Linked DNA regions of Homo sapiens: region 1 is linked to region 2. Evidence: read pairs that join two places in POLR2A ChIA-PET (ENCODE). Cell type or tissue: GM12878. All regions are shown on one strand.

Region 1 (8,000 bases), 140 kb after region 2:
TAAAGTTGGTCCCTCAATGAGCCACACCTCTTAGTATCTACATCTTTCTATAAGTCCCTCCTCTGGGGTTGATCTGTGACTCACGTTTAACCACTAGAATTGATGGCAGTGACTTAGCGTGACTTCTGAGGCTAGATCATAAGAAACCTTACAGCTTCCACCTAGTTCCCTTGGAACATTCAGTCTAGGGGAAGAAAGCTGCCACATAAGAAGTCTGTTGAATAGGAGTGGAGAGACAGGGCATCCTTATCTTGTGCTGGTTTTCAAAAGGAATGCTTCCAGCTTTTGCCCATTCAATAAGATATTGTCTATGGGTTTGTCATAAATAGCCCTTATTATTTTGTGATATATTCCATCAATGCCTAGTTTATTGAGAGTTTTTAACCTGAAGGGATGTTGAATTTTATCAAAGGTCTTTTCTGTATCTATTGAGATAATCATGTGGCTTTTGTCATTGCTTCTGTTTATGTGGTGGATTATGTTTATTGATTTGCTTATGTTGAACCAGCCTTGCATCCCAGGGATTAAGCCAACTTGATCGTGGTGGATAAGCTTTTTGATGTGCTGCCGGATTCAGCTTGCCAGTATTTTACTGAGGATTTTCGCATCGATGTTCATCAGGGATATTAGCCTGAGGTTTTCTTTTTCTGTTGTGTCTCTGCAAGGTTTTGGTATCAGGATGATGCTGGCTTCATAAAATGAGTTAGGGAGGAATCTGTCTTTTTCAATTGTTTGGAATAGTTTCAGAAAGAATGGTACCAGGTCCTTTTTGTACCTCTGATAGAATTCGGCTGTGAATCTGTTTGGTCCTGGGCTTTTTTCGGTTGGTAGGCTATTAATTACTGCCTCAATTTCAGAACTTGTTATTGGTCCATGCAGGGATTCAACTTCTTCCTGGCTTAGTCTTGGGAGGGTGTATGTGTCCAGGAATTTATCCATTTCTTCTAGATTTTCTAGTTTATTTGCATAGAGGTGTTTATAGTATTCTCTGATGGTAGTTTGTATTTCTGTGGGATCAGCGGTGATATCCCCTTTATCATTTTTTATTGTGTCTATTTGATCCTTCTTTCTTTTCTTCTTTATTAGTCTAGCTAGCAGTCTACCTATTTTGTTAATTTTTTTGAAAATGTCAGCTCCTGGATTCAGGCAAGCGAAAGAAATAAAGGATACTCATATAGGAAGAGAGGAAGTCAAATTGTCTCTCTTTGCAGATGACATGATTCTATATTCAGAAAACCCCATTGTCTCAGCCCCAAAACCCCTTAAGCTGATAAGCAACTTCAGCAAAGTCTGAGGATACAAAATCAATGTGCAAAAATCACAAGTATTCCTATACACCAACAATAGACAAGCAGAAAACCAAATCATGAATGAACTCCCATTCACAATTGTTACAAAGAGAATAAAATATCTAGGAATACAACTTACAAGGGATGTGAAGGGCCTCTTTAAGGAGAACTACAAACCACTGCTCAAGGAAATAAGAGGGGACACAAACAAATGGGAAAAAATTCCATGCTCATGGATAGGAAGAATCAATATTGTGAAAATGGCCATACTGCCCAAAGTAGTGTAGAGATTCGATGCTATTCCCATCAAGCTACCATTGACTTTTTGCAGAATTAGAAAAAACTACTTTAAATTTCATATGGAACCAAAAAAGAGCCCATATAGCCAAGACAATCCTAAGCAAAAAGAACAAAGTCACACTACCTGACTTCAAACAATACTACTAGGCTACAGTAACCAAAACAGCATGGTACTGGTACAAAAACAGGTATGTAGACCAATGGAATAGAACAGAGACCTCGGAAATAACACCACACATCTACAACCATCAGATCTTCGACAAACCTGACAAAAACAGGCAATGGGGAAAGGATTTCCTATTTAATAAATAGTGCTAGGAAAATTGTCTAGTCATATGCAGAAAACTGAAACTGTACCCCTTCCTTACACCTTATATAAAAATTAAGCCCAAACCCATATAAACCCTTGAAGAAAATATAAGCAATACCACTCAGGACATAGGCATGAGCAAAGACTTCATGACTAAAACACCAAAAGCAATTGCAACAAAAGCCAAAATTGACAAATGGGATCTAATTAAACTAAAGAGCTTCTGCACAGCAAAAGAAATTATCATCAGAGTGAACAGGCAACCTACAGAATGAGAGAAAATTTTTTGCAATCCACCCATCTGACAAAGGTCTAATATCCAGAATCTACAAGGAACTTAAATTTACAAGAAAAAACAAACAACCCCATCAAAAAGTGGGCAAAGGATATGAACAGACACTTCACAAAAGAAGACATTTATGTGGCCAACAAAGAAATGAAAAAAAGCTCATCATCACTGATCATTAGAGAAATGCAAATCAAAACCAAAATGAGATACTATCTCATGCCAGTCAGAATGGTGATTATTAAAAAGTCAGGAAACAATAGATGCTGGTGAGGCTGTGGAGAAATAGGAACACTTTTACACTGTTGGTGGGAATGTAAATTAGTTCAACCATTGTGGAAGACAGTGTGGCTATTCCTCGAGGATCTAGAACCAGAAATACCATTTGACCCAGCAATCCCATTACTAAGTATATACCCAAAGGATTATAAATCATTATAAAGACACATGCACATGTATGTTTATTGCAGTACTTTTCACAATAGCAAGGACTTGGAACCATCCCAAATGCCCATCAATGATAGACTGGATAAAGAAAATGTGGCGTATATACACCATGGACTACTATGCAGCCATAAAAAATGAGATCATGTCCTTTGCAGGGACATGGATGAAGCTGGAAGCCATCATTCTCAGCAAACTAACACAGGAATAGAAAACCAAACACCACGTGTTCTCATTCATAAGTGGGAGTTGAACAATGAGAACAACATGGACACAGGGAGGGAACAACACACACCAGGGCCTGTCAGGCTGTGGGGGTAAGGGGAGGGAGAGCATTAGGACAAATACCTAATGCATGCAGGGATTAAAACCTAGATAACGGGTTGATAGGTAGAGCAAACCACCATGGTACACATATACCTATGTAACAAAACTGCATATTCTGCACATGTATCCCAGAACTTAAATTTAAAAAGAAAGAAAGAAAGAAAACAAGGAAATCTGACTGTCCTGAGACTGCCATGGTTTGGGGAAGCCCAAGCTTGCCTATGGAGATGACCTGGAGAAAGAAGAGATACCAAGGCAGCCCCTAGATATTACAACTACCCCAGCTTAGGATGTTTACTCATGCCAGAGAGAAGTAAAGAAGCCATCAAGAATATCAGGCACAGTTAAGTCATCAGATGTCTGTAGCCCCAGTTACTTGTTACACCTGCTGCCTGAAATGCCAAGAGAGAACCACTCAGCTGAGCCCAGTTAGCCCACAGAATCATGACAGAAAATAAGGAATTATTGTTTTAAGTCACTGAGTTTTAGGGTGGTTTGTTGAACAGCAATAGATAGGCAGAATACACGAGGATGATAATCATACCTACCATGTAGAGATGGTGTGAAGATTACATGAGATAATGTACTTAAGTGCCCAGCACATAGTGGGTAGACAATAAATTGCAGATTATCATTGTTGTTATATTTTATTCTAAGCCTCCTTGAAGTCCTTCTGTAAGATAGCTAACTCATGGATCTGTCCCACACATGCATATTTTAAAACTCTGAGAACAAAGAGAGTATTTGCCCTGTGGAAGGTAAACCTAAATTAGCTAAAAGCCCTAGGGATTTACTTCTGGATTTCCTGCCCTTTGCTATTAGTCTTTTCCTCTAACTCTTTGTATCTGGTTTTGTTGGGCTGGTTTCTGCCCACTACAGTTTCAGCCTGGGACTAGGATCTTATCTGCTTTATTGAGGGTGTTCCTTTGATCCACTAACATAAACCACTTACAATTAATTACCATGTACAGCTGTGTTAGTTGTCTGTTGGCAAAAATTTTTTCTCTTATTCTTGCTCTCTTTCTAAAGTAGAAAAGAATTTTTTAATCCATTGATATTACCAAAGACATTTATTTTTTATTTTTTTGTTTTGTTTTATTTATTATTATTATTATTTTTTGAGACAGAGTCTTGCTCTGTTGCCCAGGCTGGAGTGCAGTGGTGTGATCTCGGCTCACCACAACCTCCACCTCCTGGGTTCAAGCAATTCTCCTGCCTCAGCCTCCTGAGTAGCTGGGACTACAGGCACATGCCACCTTGCCTGGCTATTTTTTGTATTTTTAGTAGAGATGGGGCTTCACTATGTTGGCCAGGCTGGTCTTGAACTCCTGGCCTCGTGATCCACCAGCTTCGGCCTCCCACAGTGCTGGGATTACAGGCATGAGTCACCGTGCCCGGCCCCAAAGACATTTATTAATCAAAGGACCAGAAGCTCTTAGTCTGGAATATTTCAATCCTAATACAATCTAAGCACACATGTTCCTGTGCTTTTAGGTGCATACAAAGATATATTCATGATTTTTCCAGGTATGGTGATCAATAAAACTGAGAGGACCTCAAGACTCACAAATTGATGATGAAGTTGGGCCTAGATGAACTAATGAATTTTTTTTTTTTTTTTTCAGATGGATTTTCGCTCTGTCACCCAGGCTGGAGTGCAGTGGTGCAATTTTGGCTTACTGCAAGCTCCGCCTCCCAGATTCACGCCATTCTCCTGCCTCAGCTTCCCGTGTAGCTGGGACTACAGGTGCCCGCCACCATGCCCAGCTAATTTTTTGTATTTTTTTGTTAGAGACAGGGTTTCACCATGTTAGCCAGGATGGTCTCGATCTCCTGCCCTCATGATCCACCCGTCTTGGCCTCCCAAAGTGCTGGGATTACAGGCGTGAGCCACGGCGCCCAGCCCAAACTAATGAAGCATTTTTAAAATTTTAATTCCCTTCAGATCCTGAACAAGCATTTTATTTATTTATGTATTTATTTATTTATTTTAGAGATAGGATCTTGCTCTGTTGCCCAGGCTGGAGTGCAGTGGTGTGATCATGGCTCACTGCAGCCTCAATCTCCTTGGGCTCAAACAATCTTCCCACCTCAGCCTCCCAAGTTGTTTGGACTACAGGCATGCCCCACCATGCTTGGCTAATTTTTCTATTTTTTGTAGAGATGGGGTTTTGCCATGTTGCCCAAACTGGTCTTGAACTCCTGAACTCAAGCAATCCTTCCGCCTCTGCCTCTCAAAGTGTTGGGATTACAGGCATGAGCCACTGCACCCAGTCTGCTTGTATTTTTTGTTAAATCAGGAAGAATTTTGTAAAGGACATCAATTGAATAATCATGTGGCTTGGCTTTGATAATTATATCTGATACTTTTATGGTGGTTTCTCATTTCAAAGAGTCTTCCAATTTGAGTCTCAAACCTGCCCTGGAAGAAATTCAAGACTGGAATTTTCATTCACATTTCACAAATGAGGAAACTGAAGTTTAAAGTTTAAAGGCCTGATTTTTTCCAGGCCTCCCACCTCATAGTCTAGGACGGTTTCATGACAATAAAGTGGCTTTTCTTAAGCCAGCAAGCAAGTTCCAACCCAGTGAAAGAAAGAAATAGAAATGTCATGGACATAGAGGTGAGATAAAACCTTTCATGAAGTCATTGTGATAGTTAATATTGAGTGTCAACTTGATTGGATTGAAGGATGCAAAGTATTGTTCCTGGGTGTGTCTGTGAGGGTGTTGACAAAGGAAATTAATATTTGAGTCAGTGGACTAGGGGAGGCAGACCCACCCTCAATTTGGGTGGGCACCATCTAATCAGCTGCCAGTGTGGCTAGAATAAAGCAGGCAGGAGAAGATGGAAGAGCAGACTCACTGAGTCTTACAGCCTTCATCTTTCTCCCATGTTGGATGCTTCCTGCCCTCGAGCATCAGACTCCAAGTTCTTCAGCTTTTGGACTCTTGGACTTAAATCAATGGTTTGCCAAAGGATCTCCAGTCTTTGGCCACAGACTGAAGCCTGAACTGTCAGCTTCCCTCCTTTTGAGGTTTTGGGACTTGGACTGATCCACCCACTGGCTTCCTTGCTCCTTAACTTGCAGACGGCCTATGTGGGACTTTACCGTGTGATCGTGTGAGTCAGTTCTCCTTAATAAACTCCCTTTCATGTATACATATATCCTATTAGTTCTGTCCCTCTAGAGAACCCTGGCTGATACAGGCATTAAGGAGAGATTTTTTATAATTTTTAAAGAACTGCCCAAGTGAAATGGATATTCTTTTTTATACTATGGGTCTACACAATTCCTTACCTATAATTCTTGCAGATGTATGTATTTTGAAATTTAGAATATTCCAGATAAATATTTGAACACACACACATACATTCCATCAGGGAACACCTTATAATTAAACATAGTAATTTTTGCAGCATAACATGTAAATATTCATACTAAATGAGATAAAGATTGTACAGATTATGAATAGTTTCAGAGTTTATTGCCAAATGAGCTTGCTACAGATCTATAAGCAAAACAAAAGAAAAATTTTTTGTTGGGACTAGATGAACTAATGAAGCTTTTTTTTAAAAAAGAAGCATTTTTTTCAGAGATTTTTGGACTTTAGAATTGTGGAAAATAGATTGTGGAATTGCATTCAGACTATGAAACTGATCATTCTCTCAGTGTTTTCTGCTGTTGGGAACATCACTTGCTCGCCTAGTGGGGTTTGTTCTCAAACTTTGTGCAGGAAAGATGACTTGAACAGAGTTTACACCTGCTGTCCTGTGCTTCCCTAACTGGCATGCTCACAAAGAAAGGGCCTCAGCTAAGTTTGAAGTATGGTTTCAGGCTTTGGGAAGACAAGCCAGTCAAGCCAGCTAATAAACTCTTTTATCCAAAATCCCTAAGGGGGAGGAGAAAAAAGAAAAAGAAATTAAAATGGAATAGCAGCCTGCTTTCAACTTCATGAGAACTGATCACACAAGGAAGCCAGAGGCATCTCATCAAGAAAGTCCAAATTTGATGAAGCAATTTCACTCTGGAAGCCTTAGACTAGACAGACCTGCAATGAACCCATTATAAGGTCATCAAGATGGGTGAGAGAAGTGGGATCCGTACATTAATATTAATGGCAGTAATAACTGTGATACCGCTCCCCATTTCAGTCTCTGCCGGGAAGAAAAGCTTGGGCCCTTTCCTACGCCAAGAGGAGACAGAGAACATTTTCCAAGGACACTTAAGACTTGCTGTCCCTTTACAATTGGCCTTTTTTCCCAGAACACTTCACATGGAGCAGCGTAAGTTTTGCTGTCTGGTCCTCTTCGGTGGAAGGTCATTTTGTATCCAAGGTGACAGCTCTCTCTGGGGATAGGTATGTGACGTGGAGGTAGATAAGTGGATGGTGTGGGGATGAGCCCAGGGCCCATGGGGCCCTTAAGGTGATGGCCTGCACCCTGTGGTGGTCTGCTGAAAGAGCAGAACACTGCTGCTGCTGCTGCTGCTGCTGCTGCTGCTGACTCAGTGTGTGACTCAGTGTGTGCCGTGATATCTGAGCAACTGCCCAGCAAGCAGCAGAAGGGGAAAGGTCCACGTCTGATAAAGGAGACAGGAAATGCATTTTGAACAAAGCTTTTATTATTTTTTTTAATTCTCTGCTCTCATTCATTTTCCACATACTTTATCCACAATGACCTTTGAAATCTAATCAATTGTTTGGTATCTTCCTTGTTATGAAAAAAAAATATCAGGCCACTAATTTTCTCCATTCTAACGTCTTTTGCAGAATGATTCCCTTCTCTTTTGGTGCAACTGATTCGATGCAATTTTTGAAAAGACCGTATTTTCAGCACTTCCTGTGTGTGCAGAACTCTTTTTTCTCTTGAGACGGAGTCTTGCTCTGTCGCCCAGGCTGGAGTGCAGTGGCGCGATCTCGGCTCACTGCAAGCTCCGCCTCCCGGGTTCAGGCCATTCTCCTGCCTCAGCCTCCCGAGTAGGTGGGAATACAGCCTCCCGCCACCATGCTCAGCTAATTTTTTGTACTTTTAGTAGAGACG
Region 2 (8,000 bases):
GCGTGGTGGTACACGCCTATAATCCCAGCTACTCAGGAGGCTGAGGCAGGAGCATCGCTTGAACCAGGGAGGTGGAGGTTGCAGTGAGCTGAGATCACGCCACTGCACTCCAGCCTGAGCGACAAAAGCGAAACTTGGTCAAAACACACACACACACACGCGCACACACACACACACACACACACACACACGCAAGTTGCTTTAAAGGTCAATATGCACATGACCACCCCCAACCCCAGCCCCTGCTCAACCTGGTCCCTTCCCTCCCATCATCAGGTTGTTGCAGAGATTATACAGCTGTTTGGGAAAATGTATCATACAGTTTACAAAGATTTGCAAACATGGGATCCTTCCAGACCTGTCAGGACAGGGTAACTTTCCAGTATTTCCAGCAAAACGAGGTGGAAATGATGGGAACCAGACTAGCAAATATTTTGGCCTTTTGCCTTTTTGAAGATACTTAGATGAAGAAAAAGATAGCAACTGCAGGAGATGGATTTAAAGACAAGAGCTGGTTACCTAAATAATTAAGAAAGAAAGATTAGGAAACAATTCAAGGTTCTGTTTTGGAAGAAGAGCCTTAACGGGACCATTCCCCCAGAGATACTCATTTACCACCTGCTTACAACAGACCAATGACACGTTATTTGCTTGAAAGAATTTTCAACTGTTCTTCCTACACCTATAAGCAACCATGAAGTTGATTACAGGCAGAGGTGAAACTTTTAGGTAAAAGGGACCTAACTCTATTCTAAGTCTAATAGGAGTATGAGGCCCCCTTTACCAGCTGCCTACCTGTCCCCACCCCTCTTCACAATACAGTGAGCTTCCTTCTTTGCCCTTTGCAGAGGGAACCTCTGATGAGGGCAAGAGTTGTGCACACTGAAAGGGGCAGGGTTAATGCCTTTCGGCCAAGGGCCCAGGACTTTTCTATGAGTAGGGAAATATTGGCTGGTTGATTAGATCATCTGTTACTCTCCCATTTCCAGAGAAGGGTGAGATGGCCCAGAGCCATGTAGGAACAGCCAGGAGCCCAATAATAGCTACCTGGAGCAGGGACCTGTCATCTGGCAGAGGTACAAACCAATCTTAGTCCATCACTTGGTGTCACCAGTAATGGTACAGATGGCTGACCAATACCAACTCTTATAAATCTCATACAGATGTTAATAACAGGGCTTCATTTGCATCTATTTTTTTTTCAAGCTTTTATATCTATGGCTAGGCCACCGTGAAGGACATACAAATTTATTTGCTTGCTTATTAGTTTTGCAAGGCAGATAACATTTTGGAACGGGGGATTTATACCATCTGTTCAAGGATCTAAAAGCTTTTTGGCAGACTCAAGAAGCTAAAGCCAGTCCTTTTGTCCCTCCAGATTTCCATGGGTGTTGAATTTCCACTGTCAAATAAGTTTGGGAACACTAGGTTAAAAAGATTAGCAGGTTAGGGGTTTCTTTACTGCAAGGCCTCTCAAAGCTTTTAATGTGTTAATGTACCCTGTGAATCTCCAAGACAGGGCAAAGCTTTTCATATTTTCCTAACTTGTCTGGCCACAGAACACTCCTTAAGGAAGCTTTGTATCTCCTCTAAGCACTGATATTCTGCAGAGCATAGAATGGAAAATGACAGTGTATAGAGCAATCTTTTCTGTGTCATTCCTACTTAACTAAAGCTTGCATCTTAAGTTACTGTAACAGAGATGGATCAATGCCACCCAATATTCATTCTCCCCTTGCTCCTTAACAAAAATTCCAATTTTATTTGGGAGGAAATGCACCCAGCTCAAAATCTACATGCCCTTGTCCCACTGAAGCTAGGAATGAATACATGACTAAATTCTGGCCAATGGTATGTAAGCAGAATTACTGTGTGGGGCATTCAGAAGGGCTGCCCAAATGGAGCTGACTTAGCTGGGAGAAGGGTTCTTCTGTCTTCCTCCCTCCTCCTTCCTGCTGCCTGGAATGCAGATGTAATGGCTAGAACACTACAGCCATTTCTGATCCTGAGGTGAATTTAAGAATGGAAGCCTTATGCTAAGATTGTTATAGCGGAACAATAAAATGATCCTATGGTTCTGACGATCATGGAGCTACCATGCTACCGCTAAGCTGCCTATGTCTGAACTTCTTTATCTTGAAAGAGAAACAAACTTCTATCTTCCTTAACCCACTAATATTTTGAGTTTTCTGTTTGAAGCAGCTGAAATCTAATTGATTTACTTTGAAGTTTACTGTTCAGATATTTTTATTCATTTATGTTTAACTAACATTCCTTCTTTAAAGGACTCTTCTCCATTAGCCTTTTGCTCTTTGGTAGAGGTGGCAGTCTCTAAGGTTGTTGAATACATCTTTTTTTTTTTTTTTTTTTTTTGAGACAGTCTCGCTCTGTCAGCCAGGCTGGAGGGCAGTGGCATGATCTCAGCTCACTGCAACCTCCGTCTCCCGGGCTCAAGCAATTCTTCTGCCTCAGCCTCTGAAGTAGTTAAGATTACAGGCGTATGCCACCATGCTCAGCTAATTTTTGTATTTTTAGGAGAGACAGGGTTTCACCATGTTGGCCAGGCTGGTCTCAAACTCCTGACCTCAGGTAATCCCCTCGCCTCAGCCTCCCAAAGTGCTGGGATTATAGGCATGAGCCACCGTGCCCGGCCTGAATAAATGTTCTATTTCTCCTCCTGCTGGCATGTTATAGGATGGCACTTCCCTACCCCTCTTGAAGCTGGCTGGGGCCACATGATTTACTTTGGCTAATAAAGTGTGCATGGAAGTGATGTTCCACTTCCAGATGGAATATGTGACTGACAGTTCAAATCATTGTGATGACTGTGGAAGCATATGTGGACATGATGCCTCCATTAGTCTGGTACTTGGATAGCTGATGAATGGAGTCCTCTACTGACCCACTCTAGGCATGTGGCATGGTCGAGAAATAAACTTTAGTTATATAAAGCCTCTAAGAGTGTTCATTACCATATCCTATCCTACTCTACTCTGACTGAAAGAATAGAAAAGACCAGAAACTGATGATAATAATAATCATATTGTATAATGCTTTGTAACTTTTGAAACAATATTTGAGAAGAACTGCTTCACACTGAATGTCTCCCCATGCCCCAGACATTATGCAGGGTATTTTGCAAAGGTTATTTTATTTCATCTCTGCATCAATCCTGTGAAGTAGATTGCTCACAAGAGAAAAAAAGCGAGGCTACAAGAGCCTCCAATGCCAAAACATACATTCTCCTCACTGTCTCCCATGTGCAATATCTGAAGGCAGCTCCCAGAAACAGTAAAATCCCTTCCAAAGCTGGCTGATGATACAGGGGGCAAGGAAAGACCAGAATTTTTACAAGGTGCCTACGTTCACAAGGCTGACTACACCTACATGGCCTAAACCAGAGCATGCTGGAGCTTGTGGTCTCTGCACCCCACTGAGGGCAACAGAATTGCAAGTCCTCGACTGCTCTTTTTTGAGTGTCTTTGAACTCAAAACCTGCTTTTTGAGCCACTGTCAAGGTAACCTAGCAGCTGAGAATAACTAATTGGGCAACGTTCTCTGACTGCTGGCATGAACAGTTATAATCTCAGCATCACTGTGGCAACCTGACTGGAATGCTGGTTATTCACACAAAGAAAAACTGGTCTCCATTCAGACCAGAATTGCATTTTGTCTTTGTTCCACTTTTCCCATTACAAGTTGCTACTGAAGGAACAATGCTTCTTTTAAGAAGAATGTGTATTATTGGTCTGTGCAAAAGCAGCATTTTCTTAGCCAAAAAAAAATTTGGAAAGGGAGGAAAAAGTAATATGTCCTATATTGCCAAAGGCAAAGAGACTATTAAGAAAGCTCTATATAAACAACAGTAAAGGTCATCTTGGGGTAATTCTGTGGCGTTTCAGCCAGGCCACAGAATTCTGTGGAGATCTCAATGGTGCAACATGGGCAACAGATGACTAAAAACTAGATTACATTCAATCAACCAGTGCACATTTCCTGAGCACCTACAATGTGCTATCACAGACACTGTCCTCCAAATCTCCCAGTGGTTCCCCGGTCTACTCTGCTCTCCCATCCAACCTCAGCCTCCCTTTAAAGCTACAGCACACCTCTCCCCAGGCATCAGCTACAGCCTCCAGCTCACCATTCCCAGAAGATGTTCTGTACACTCCCGCATTCTGTGTCCTTGTTCCCTTTTTGTTCTTGCTATCCAAAAAGTCCTTTTGTCCCATCTTTGTCAGTCAAAGCCTTACCAGTCTTTTGAGATCAGATTCAAATCATAGTTCCTACCTAAGGTCCTCCCATTACACTCCATTAGAGTAAATTCCACATTAAAGTACATTCCAAAGATCGCTTTGAATGTATCTGTCTTACTGCACTTGGAAGGCAACTCTCCAGGGAGCAAGATCAGCATTTGAATAAGGCTTTACCACTTCCAGTTGTGTTATCTTTGAAAAATCACTTAATCTCTTAGAGCCAAAGTCTCTTCACCTATAAACAGCATGCTACTCAGACTGCACCCATGACCATCCAACTCATCTGGGAACCTTGTTACAAATGCAGAAATCTGGGCCCTGCCCAGACCTACTGCATCAGGATTAACATTTTAATAAGATTCCCAAGTTATCCCAATGCATATTAATGGTACCAAAGTATTGATAAAATCTACCCAGCAGAGATATGATGAGAATGAGGGGAAACATAGAAAACATCCAACGGGGAGTCTAATACATAAAGACTCTCACTAAATGAGGAAATGACTACACTTTATATCCAATAAATGTTTGGTTAAGTTGAACTGTTTGGTGTTTTAAAGGATTCAGATATTTATGGCATGAGCTGGCCCTCAAGTGACATGTCAGATTAGTAAAAATAGATTAAAATACATGAAATATAAATGAAGAGAAGCAAAAGAACTGTGTTTTAGAAGAGCACATGACTGAAAATGACTTCATCGTTTATAATTTTTCTGACATTGAACAAGGCCACTAATATTTTTTAGCCTTTGGTGTCTTTTCCTATCAAGTAGAAATAAGAATAAAGGCAGCCTGCTTGCCTCTCAGAGTTGAACTAAAGTTATTCTAAAGTTAAAATGAGCTAAAGAGAATGAAGGAATTTTGCCAAATACAAAGAAATGATTAAGTCGGTGTTTATCAAGTAACACTAAAATACAACATACCCATCACAAACTGAGCTCACACTCAAAGGTGGCCAAACATGAAGGGCACACGGAGGTCAAAACGGTACATTAAGGCCACTGGTTTGAGGATGGAGTTTTAGTGGAAAGAATGAAGAGTGAGCCAAAGGGGACAAGTAGCTCTGCCTTCTCAGTGGGCTGATGACTGAGGTATCTACTGCTTTGAAAATACTGGGATAGGAGTGGGAGGGGACACCAGCTGGGCCCTAGAAGAAAAGGAATTCACAGCAAACCTGGGGCCCTCTCAGCCTAGGGGTTAAGAGAGAAATCAGAAGGGAGTCTCACGACTGTCAGGGCAGAGGCCTGAGACTAGACGGAGGTGTGTGGCAGCCACTCTGACGAGGAACACAGAGGAAACATTTGCTGGAGGAACCTCCATCATCCATTTCTCAAGAACCCTGCTCAAGAAAGGAGAAAGGATGGAGTTTGGGATCTCTGCTCTAACAAGTCAGACAAGCAGAACATAACATAAATGCAAAGAGAGTTCAGACAGGCAGGAAATCGATACAAACTGACACAGTCAAGCGGAGCTGAATGGAAAAGGTGGGCACCAAGCTAGACTTTAAAATACCTGCAGGATTTGGGTACACAGACAGAGATATCAGTAGAGGGGATAAACTTGCTTTGTTAATAGTATTATTTTAAAAGAACACATGTTAATTGCATGTATCATTTCTGTCAGAAATGATAAAACAATCCTATCACTTATAGGACAGCATATGCATTCAGCAAACTTTAAATTATTTCTAGAAATCAGGATTCCGTAAGCATTTCATAAGGCAAATGGATTTCAAGTATTGAACACACATGGCTATGACAAAATGGCAGACATGCATGCGATAAAGAATATAAGCCAGTCATTTTTTTGAACAAAATGCTGTTTGAGGCCTCACTTCTCCCAGGCAAATGAACAAATACATAAATGACTCTGATGTAATAACTTGTTTACATCCGTATTCCCCACTCAGCTATGCTCCTGCTCCTTCCAAAGCTGAAGCTGGGCTCCATTCATGTTAATATCTTTAGCTACATGCACTGTACCTAGGCTACAGGGGGACCTTCATAAATGCTGGTTAAGTAAATAATTTTACCAAGATCAACAACAAGAAAATATTTATAAGTTGTTGTTTACTTTTTCTTGTGAAATAAATAAATAACTCGGAGAGAGATGAATACATGTATCTTCACATCATTAAATATACCTTCCTCTGAGAGTACCAGCTGGGTCCCAGAGAATCTGTGAAGCTGCATTCAACCACGGCATATCTTTTTGGAAAGCCTATTTTCCATAAAAACTTTGGTGTTCGTGGTGTTTTTTAATATGTTAAATTAAACATGAATAAGTTTGTATCAAGTTTAAAAATAAAACACAAAGATGCTAACAAATTTCTGGTTTGCAGTGGAGGTTTCTCAGTCAGTCCACCAGAATCTCTAGGGTTTCCAGTTTCCTCTTCTTTACCCACAGGGATGTTTTGATAAAGACATTCAGAAGTGTATTGCTCACCTATACCATTTATAGCCCTAATTTTCAAACACAATAAATGCTTCTTATTTCACCTCTACTCATTCAGAATTTGCAATTACTGAAATTAGAGCTGAACAGAAGTTTAATTGTCTATTGTCCATATAGAATAGATTTCAAGAAAAGTAATAACATAAAAAAGGAAATCTCATTTTTAAAAATCTTCAGTCAAGTATCATTCACATCCAGTCACTTGCTAATTACAATTAGACATCTCTATCAAAGCCAGTGTTCTCTGCTAAAGGTGGTGTTCCAGGACCTCTGTTGAAAAACTTTGCCACTCCAGGGTTTCTCAGTTATTGTCTAAACCTAAAAGGGAATAAGATTCTTCAAAAATTATTATTGTCTTACCTTTCAGCAATATAAAATGTCCCTGCTCCTCCCAGGTCTCTGGATTAGGGAGGTTTTTCTGTGAGGCAAATAATAGAGCAATTCTATTCCTTAAATAGAGAGATGGTCACACTGGTGCTAATTAAATAAGCTGAGCATGTTTGCTTTGTGCACTTTTCAGTACATATTTTACAATTTAAAAGTTTGAAAAAATAATTTAATCATTAAGAGGGCAGCTTCAATTTAGAAGAATGAGGAAACAGACATAAGCAACCCAACAATTAAACTATCAGTTCCCTGTTCTAGGAGTGGTTCAAAGTTCAGAAATGAAGGCCTACTTGAGAGGCAGTAGAGGTAAGTGTCTTTTATTAGTGCAGAAATTCTCACTCTTAATTACTGAATTCCACTCAGTCATTAACCATACTATAGTGCAATGCTAACTACATAATGCTAGTAGATAGAGTGTCTCCTACATTGAGATACCAGTGTTTGCCAGTGTGTGTAACTAAAGCAAGCCTACAGCCACATCTCCAAAACCTGACATCGGCTCTTACATCTTCCACATTTTGTTTCAAATCTTTCTAGGGATAGTTCTTTCAAAATCCCTCTCATGTGCCCTTCTCAGTCACTATACTCAAATGCTTTTATGAGATAAGAAACTTAAGGAGTATGTGTCTGGGGATATTTTTAGGAAGAGATGGATTTTGTGCAGCTGATTATTAAGTCAAATAATGAATTAAGAATAATGACAACAATTGAAGTGAAAAATCTGCGTCATTACAGTAATCTTTCTCTCTTGAACAGAACTATTTGGCTTAAATCAAAGCCACCTGTAGGATTATGAATTTCAAACCACTAGGAGTGAGGCATATGAAGTTTCTAATTAGCACTGGCCAGGAAACATTAGTTCTCCCCTTTGCGGTATCTTACAGGTGGGGATAGAGTGATTGT

Evidence for each region. Peaks named below come from ENCODE experiments on the same cell type or tissue, not always from the same donor. Only the 100,000 strongest peaks of a DNase experiment are listed, where the experiment ranks them.
Region 1: POLR2A ChIA-PET joins it to region 2 with 6 read pairs; 2 of 35 experiments call an interaction of 5 or more read pairs at or near these places.

Annotation. Positions count from the first base shown.
Region 1 is chr3:171,516,859-171,524,858 of GRCh38, forward strand. No RefSeq gene overlaps it. Among named protein-coding and RNA genes, the nearest start is that of TNIK, 60 kb to the left of the region's middle. In GM12878, no CTCF peak of the experiment used is centred here; no DNase peak of the experiment used is centred here.
Region 2 is chr3:171,379,868-171,387,867 of GRCh38, forward strand. The region is part of intron 1 of TNIK (TRAF2 and NCK interacting kinase); the gene reads right to left. Among named protein-coding and RNA genes, the nearest start is that of TNIK, 77 kb to the right of the region's middle. RefSeq lists an enhancer at 4,156-4,702. In GM12878, no CTCF peak of the experiment used is centred here; a DNase peak (open chromatin) is centred at 3,978; H3K4me3 peaks cover 594 bases; H3K27ac peaks cover 344 bases.